Regions from separate parts of the Mus musculus genome. Here regions 1 and 3 are each linked to region 2. The links are chromatin loops, found by intact Hi-C in ENCODE. Cell type or tissue: left cerebral cortex. All regions are shown on one strand. Region 1 has its middle 7.7 kb from the start of Ascl1. Region 2 has its middle 31 kb from the start of Gm23191. Region 3 overlaps Ascl1 (achaete-scute family bHLH transcription factor 1).

Evidence for each region. Hi-C counts contacts between places; a loop is a spot of excess contacts. Peaks named below come from ENCODE experiments on the same cell type or tissue, not always from the same donor. Only the 100,000 strongest peaks of a DNase experiment are listed, where the experiment ranks them.
Region 1: it touches region 2 in a loop (2.4-fold over the local background); 3 of 42 quality-filtered maps call a loop at or near these places.
Region 3: a loop joins it to region 2, with 2.0 times the contacts of the local background. A loop is called at or near these places in 3 of 42 quality-filtered maps.

Annotation. Positions count from the first base shown.
Region 1 is chr10:87,484,744-87,487,243 of GRCm38, forward strand. No RefSeq gene overlaps it. Among named protein-coding and RNA genes, the nearest start is that of Ascl1, 7.7 kb to the right of the region's middle. In left cerebral cortex, no CTCF peak of the experiment used is centred here; DNase peaks (open chromatin) are centred at 945, 1,342 and 1,684; H3K4me3 peaks cover 1,142 bases; H3K27ac peaks cover 1,239 bases.
Region 2 is chr10:87,332,095-87,334,594 of GRCm38, forward strand. No RefSeq gene overlaps it. Among named protein-coding and RNA genes, the nearest start is that of Gm23191, 31 kb to the right of the region's middle. In left cerebral cortex, no CTCF peak of the experiment used is centred here; DNase peaks (open chromatin) are centred at 1,488 and 1,907.
Region 3 is chr10:87,488,897-87,491,396 of GRCm38, forward strand. It overlaps Ascl1 (achaete-scute family bHLH transcription factor 1), which reads right to left. Exons shown (of 2, transcript NM_008553.5): 2 at 1,923-2,500. Among named protein-coding and RNA genes, the nearest start is that of Ascl1, 3.5 kb to the right of the region's middle. In left cerebral cortex, no CTCF peak of the experiment used is centred here; DNase peaks (open chromatin) are centred at 26 and 983; H3K4me3 peaks cover 436 bases; H3K27ac peaks cover 369 bases.

The DNA of each region.
Region 1 (2,500 bases), 150 kb after region 2:
CTTCTCTTTATAAAACAAACAGGGCTGTCTCAGCTTCCCTGAGCAAGAGCTGTCTACTTACAGGACCCTACTGTGACCTCTCCCTGGCACCTTGAGGAGAAAGCAGAAGCCAGCAACATCCCACACACCTAGGCTCTAACCAAAACAACACTCCTGCGAACCCCAGCTCCTTTGGCTTGCAAATCTTTGCTCCTTTGGCTGGCGACTTCAAGGGGTGGAGGGCCAATTCGCCATGGCGGTTTGTCCGTGCAGCATGTCTGACAGGCTGGGCGAGGAAGGCGTTAATGTTTTCTGACAGGCGACCTCTAATTGTGGGAGCTTTTCTTCTGGGGCTTTCTGTGAAATTCTGACTTAGGCAAGCAGCATAACGAAGCGCTAGGGCATTGAGCAAGGGCTTGCCCTACACTGAGCTGGGGAGCTTGGGGTGGGGGTGGGGGTAAGGGTGGGGGGTGGGGGTGGTCCAGGATTATTCATGAAGACTTTTCATCTGGTTTTGTCTTTTAACTAACCTTTGAGTTTGATCAGAGGGCTGGCCGGCCTCCCTTTCTCCAAAAGCCCTGCTGGCACCTGGACAATGGAGACAGACTGTTTTTCTAGTAAAGAAAGATAGCTGGGGTGGGTGAGAGGGGGACAAGGGCTAGCTGTGTGGACTCTGAGGGGAGGGGACAGGCCACCATTACTTCTGTCTGGGTCTTCTGGATAGGAAAGGTTGTTGACAGAATTCTCAGCCCCCCAACACTGAGGCCACGGTCCTGTCTGCTGCCTCTCCCCTCTCAACAACTCTATCTCAGTGGATGCACACAGTGGTCTGATTTTCCCCATTGGCGTCTCAAGTGCCAGGTTTTTCTGCAGCAGTCTTCTCTTGCTCCCTCTTCCCGTCCACCCCACTTTCTTTCAAAGGGCTTATTGGCTGGAAGCCGCTCTAATTTAGAGACGTGTGATTTTGCTGTTGAGATTTTAGACCGGAAATGGTGGGAGGCGGGGGAGATAAAGAATAAGTGAGAGGAGGATGGAGAAAGAAGGAAAGAAGAGGTGGAGTCGACAAGGACAGTTCCTGAAAGACGTAGCTGAGGTGGTTTGGTCCTGGAACAGCAGAAGGACAGGTCCATAGGTCTTTTCGCAGGGACAGGGGTTGGGGAGATGGTCACTAAGTGCCTTTGCTTCTGGCGTTTTGTCTCCTGCATCCATTTCTGTGCAGGACAGTTCAGACTCTGGACCCAAACCTCTACTCCCACTTTGTAGAATGTGACTCCCTTAAAGGAGCATGGTTTGGCGGCTTTCCTCCAGCTCATCCCCAAAATAGCCCAATAGCCATCGCATCAAAAGTGGCTTTGTGAGAGGCTGGCCGCCTGCAGAGGGGCGCACGCCAGACGTTCTGGGAGCTTTTCCCACTGGGCTCTGCAACCTCTCTTCATTTTCGGCGCCCTTCTTCATTTCTTCCTCTCCCTTTCCTCTCTCTCCTCTTCGTCTCTCCAATCTCTCCTTTTCCTTTCCCTCTCTCTACTGTCTCCCTTAACCTAATTCATTCAATGTGGGCCTCACCTTCTACCTATTCTTCCTCCTCACGCCCCTCACGGCCCCTTGCGAAAGGGTTCCCAGTCTGATCTCCTTTTACCTGGGCTCCTACCTCCCTTCCCCACGCCCTCTGGATCAGGTAGCCCCAGCGCGAGCAGCTGACAGCAGACGCATGCCTGCAGCCAATCAACGCCCGGATGCGCAGCGGCTTGAATAAATCATTAAGCCCGACACGCGCTCAGGCTAGCGCTGCACACTGCAACTTGCTTCCTGCCATTAACCTACACACCCTCTTTTGTAACAACCTAATCTTGCATACAAAGGAAGAACGCATATAACTCGGACCCGCGCTAGAGCCAAGCCAATCTCACATGCAGCAGAGAAAGAGCATTGGGGCGGGGGGGGGGGTGTCAGGAAATCTATTTGCTTCCCTACCGTTGCCTCCTCCATAACCTGGAATTTCTGCGAGAAATTTGAAAACAGTCATGTCTCGGCCCAAGAGTAGAGGGACGTTCAGAGAGACTTTAAAGCCATAATGAAGGGGAAATGCACGCGGTCATTGGTTTTAGTACGTGGAAAAAAGACTTCTTAGTGGTCTTTTTTTAAATGCTGCATATATTGACGACTCAATCTATGACAATAAAGTCCTAGAGATACTGGCTATTTACTAACATTTCATCATTGCCCACCCCCCCTTTAAGTAAGTGCTTACTAGGTCACATAGCCAAATGACCATGAGGCTGTAGGTGGCTCCACCTGCCTCAGCTTTTGCTCACCTTACCTAGCACCAACTCTCTACCGAGCTCAAAAAGATCAACCTGAAAGGAGCCGGTTGAAAGACAGCCATTGGCATCTCTGAGACCCTTTCTTTAGTATTCATCCTTATTAGAGCTATATTATACTCCACTGCCATCAAATGTGTAACTAACTTCTTTTCCAAACTTGCAGATCTAAAGAGATGAAGTAAGATTTTCAGAGATGATGT
Region 2 (2,500 bases):
GGCCTGGATTTTCCAGTGCTATTACCTTTCTTGCCCACTAGGCACAAAGTAGTTGAAAAGCTAACTTAACAAGATTTTTTTTCCCCAAGGAATTTGTTAAAGGGGACCAGGAAGGAATAATCCATCCATTTGCTGTGTTATTTGAGTCTGAGGTTTTGCCAGCTGTTGTCTTCACACAGTCTTTGGGCCTCCAAGACCTGTTATTGCCTTGAACAAACACCTGCATCCTTCATCACATCACAGATGGATTTCAGTGTGAGCTCTCCTAACACTTCTCTTCCCCCTAGGTATGAAGTTCTTCCAGCAAGGCTGTGTCACCCTTTTAAACATTGCCACCAACTGGGGACTGAGCATTTAAATATCTGAGCCTGTGGGGGACATCTCTCATGTCAACCACCATAGGGGGCCAAAGTGACCATGACCCAAATCACACAACACGTCATGGGATCTGGGATGTGCACTAAGACCAATCAAAGGAGCATATATAATTGTACTTCAATACTGTTTTCCAGGTCTGTAGTATGAAGAAAAACTTTATGATACATCCACGGCAGTATTTGAAATGTTGAAACTCTTCTCTTCTCAGGGCATTTTATTAGTAATGGAAAGTGGAAACCCAGAATTGACACCTTGCAGACAGGACAAAGACAGAATATCTGGAAGAGGTGACACCTCTTCTTGCCTGTGTGCTCACTGCCACCTATGTCTGCTCACAAGCAACGGTAGTCTGAAGCACACGACAGGAGAGCCTTGCTGCATAGGGGGCAATAAAGCTTGCACGAAGCAGGGGTAGGTTTGTTCCTTGAAGCTCAACTTGTATCCCAGAAATAACGGGTTGCCTGATTCCTTCCACTCTCTGCACATCACACCTCAATCTGTCATTGATTGGGCCTAGATGAAGCACCCTTTCCACGGAGCAGGATCAATTTAGCCAATTTGTCTGACTTAGATGCTGCTGAGATCCGTTCCTTCAAGGCCAGGATCGGCAAAGGGGCAAACGTCGTGCATTGCTCTATTTAATTAAAGCTGCTCCTGGTTCAATTAGTAAAATTCTTTCCATCTTTGTCTGACAGTTCTGTAAGCAAAAGGAACCTCTGATAGACAACAAATGTCAAATGGTGCTACCAAGCCAAAAAGGGCAGCTTCTGGGGCAAAATAGGGTTTTTTTTTTCCTCCTCCTTTAATAGAAATGGATTTCAAATATAATTTGCTGTTGCTACCTGGTGAAAGGCCATCTCTCCCCATGAATCTGTGGGATGCTGAGAGGAGCTCTGTTTCCTTCCAGAAAGCTGTGTTTCAAATTAACTTGTTCAGATGCTAAGTAGAGGAGCAGCCTTGCTGACAGAAGAACAATTACTTTCTCTGGGTTGCCTCCACGCTGGTTTACTCAGCTCGCCTTATGTTCCAAACCTTGGCTGGTTCTTCTTCGACAGTAGTTCAATATTGTGCAGGCTGAGTGATTTCATTTCAGCCAAATTGGTGGCACAAAAGATGAAAGGCTGGTGATCCTGTCATGATGTGCCAGGTTTACACAACCTGCCTTGGGAACTCGTGACGCTGGGAGGAAAGCTGGGAAAGACAGAGCAGACTTTCGTTAGCTTCCTGTTCAGGAGTCTGAGCATACTCTCAGTGGCTTATGCACACATGTTCAGGCACATCTGGCTGGCCATTTGAGTACCCCCCCCCCCGAGCTGTAACTGAAAGTGTCTTTAGGTACAAGGTCCTGTTAGCTAAGGCTCCAGTCTCTCCCCACATCCCTGGCTAGCCTTACAAAGTACATCCTTGGGGAGTTTGGGGCTTGAGTATTCTTTTGTGTTGTTGTCTCAGGGGGCAGCAGCCTATGCTGTGGATACTGAACTTAAAATTAGAAGATGGCAGGGATGGGGTTATCAGAGTGGTCTTATATGCTAACTCCACACTCTCACTGCAAACACTGATGGATCAAGAGGTGCTGCCTCTTTTCCGAGTGCTGCCGGTGCCAACTCTCTCTCGGGGAACACAGAACAAAGGCACACACTGGATCTTCACAGTTTAGAATGAGCATAATCAATATTGCTCCATATATAAAGCACAGGCAATGCTGTGCATGAGCAATAAACCCTACCAGCTGCTCTGCATTGGAAGGAGAAAGGAAGGGCTTGGGGGGTGGGGCTGAAGAGTTCTCTCATTTCTTCTGAAATAGGTGGGAACAGATTCAATAATAGATTCCTACAGAAAGAGAGGGCAAGAGGGCAAAAATATACTGGTAGATAATGAAGTTCAACAATCAGCTTTCTAAGGAAGACAAACTCAAGTTATTCTTGGTTAATAGGTACATAAGGTTTTTCATAAGCCAGCAGGCAATCTGTGTGCATTGATTGTTTTACATGCCAGGATTAACAAGGCTTTAAGGATTCAGAAGGTATGGTCATCTTGTCATGAATGAATTTAATTATGTTCAAGAGTAACTAAAGGATGACTTCAAGAACACATTTTCTGAAAAATTGGCAAGCTAGAATGT
Region 3 (2,500 bases), 160 kb after region 2:
GACCTAAGCCCGCCGCGCAGCCAATGGGCAGCGGTGATTTATGGAGCTGACTAATGCTGACTGAATGCGGCCTGTCAGAGCTCTGTGAATGGCTTCCCTTCGCTGCACAAGCCCCGGCTTTGTGTTGCTAAGCGATTAGAGCAGATGTAATGAGATTTTGCCCATTCCTAGCTTAGGCAAAATTGTGTGTGTGTGTGTGTGTGTGTGTGTGTGTGTGTGTGTGTGTGTGTGTGTGTGTGTTTTGTGAATTTTTGGAGTTTGCCTTCACATTGTGGCAAACAATCCACTAACTTTACCCAGAGTTTAACTGAGTCTTGATATTTCCCATTCAGAAACGGGTAAAAGAACACCTGTCCTTACAGGCAAAAGAAGAAGGAGGAGAAAAAAATCCCTTTTGTAGGGGTTGAAACATTATCCTAATGTTATATTCATAGCCATAAATGACTTGCAACACTTTCTTTGCATACCTTAGGCAGCTAAATCAAACGGAACAGGAACGGGAACAGGGGCAGGGGGGGGGGGTGGGGGCGCCTAGCTCTGGTCTTTCAAATAAGATAAAAAACAAAAGCCACTACTACAGAAGCCCTGCTTCCCCCAAGTAAGCTCTAAATTGGCCCACTGCTGGCAGAAAGTCCGATTATTTATGGCGATGGGGAATTTACTGATTTTTTCCCCTTAATTACGCCCATCTTTATGAAAAGGACTGAAGCCTCCATGTGCATTCTATAGAGGGTCATTTAGCAAAATGACATCAGACGCCATGGCATGCTGCACGCATAGCGGCTTTTTTCTTAAAGGTTATTCTGTGCCACTAAATGGTATAGATATACCAACACAGACTAGATTTTTAACTCTGGAAGACGTGCCTGCTCCTGGCTCTTTGTTGGGTTTTGTAAGATGCATTTTGCGCCTGGCTTTCCGCTTGGCTGGAGACACGCAAACTGAATCTACAAGTGATGCAGGCAGCGAGCAAGGAGCCTGCGAGAGGCAGAGTAGGATTCTAATCACGTCCTTCCTAACTGACAAGAAGCAAGCCAGCCAAAAAACCCACCAATTTCTTTTTGAATCTTGGTAATTGGGTACTTTTACACGCTGCTCACGCTATTGGGATGGAGTCACCGGCTTAGATAGGCCAGTGTCTCAAAGCGACCACACATTTGTACTACATTTACATATTAAAGTCTAATTCCTTCTGCAAGGAATTTGTATCCTATGCACCTTTTGCTTTAAATTGGGATGGAAAGTGTGTGGTGTGTGTGTGTGTGTGTGTGTGTGTGTGTGTATATATATATATATATATATATATATATATATATATAGAGAGAGAGAGAGAGAGAGAGAGAGAGAGAGAGAGAGTGAGAGAGAGAGAGAGAGAGAGAGAGAGAGAAAGTAAGTGCTTGGAACCCCATCCCTGAAGTTTGTTTGTAGAGAGGGAGACATAATCCAAGCAACAGCTTTCAGCACCTTCCAGGGACCCAGGCTTAGACTAACTCAGATCTCCTAGCATTCGGTTCCCATCTCCTTACAAATATATCCTCAAATGAGCTGAGTGGAAATGAGATGAAAAGCATCTCTTCCCAGGCTACTGTTTGGAGATTTGTTAAAAATGCATAGTGTATGGTGAGATGATGTAGCCACATATTACCATGTATTTCCCTAGGAGCTGTGGACATGTATGGGGAATGGAAGAGAAGGGCCCCCTCCCACCCCCCACTTGCTCCCACAATCCTCGTAAAGATACTGCAGCAGTAGGACCAGCTGAAGCACTTATCTCTCTCAGTTCTGCCACTGTACACCCTTGGCACCACCCTCCCCTTTGGGTATTTTGATAGCTTAGCCAGCAGCAGCAGCAGCAGCAGCAGCAGCAGCAGCAGCAACAACAACAACAACAACAGAGCCAAAGAAGACATAGAGGCAGCTGATCATTCTCTCTCTCTCTTCTTTTTATATAAAAAAGGAAAAAGTTTTATTACAAAACTAGTTTGTATAAAACAGGGTTATACACTTTTTTTTGTAAGTTTGTAATAAAACAGTAAGGGGTGGGTGTGAGGGGGAAGGCAATGGTAGAAACTTCCAAAAGGCAACCTATGGGAACCAACGGGCTGCCACTTTGCGTTTGGACAGTAGCTGCATAAACTTTTGTTCTTCTTGAACAGTTTTTTTTAATAACATCATTAATACATTAACCACGTTTCTGTGAAGTAAGACACATTGGTGCTGAAGTCATTCTGGTGGCATTTAGATCTCACCTATGAGGAGAGTTCTTTCCAAAACCACACTGGGGATGGGGGTGGGGATGGCAGTTGTAAGATGAACTACATATCTAAAGTACGCAGAGGTAATCTCATTACATGTTAAAGTATCAAGATATACACATTTTTAAACCATTTGTACAAAACTTCTATAAATTTTTTCTCTCTCTTTTTCTTATGTACAAAAATATCTTAATATATCCCCAAACTGGTTAGGATAGATACAAATAGATTTTTTTCTTATAATA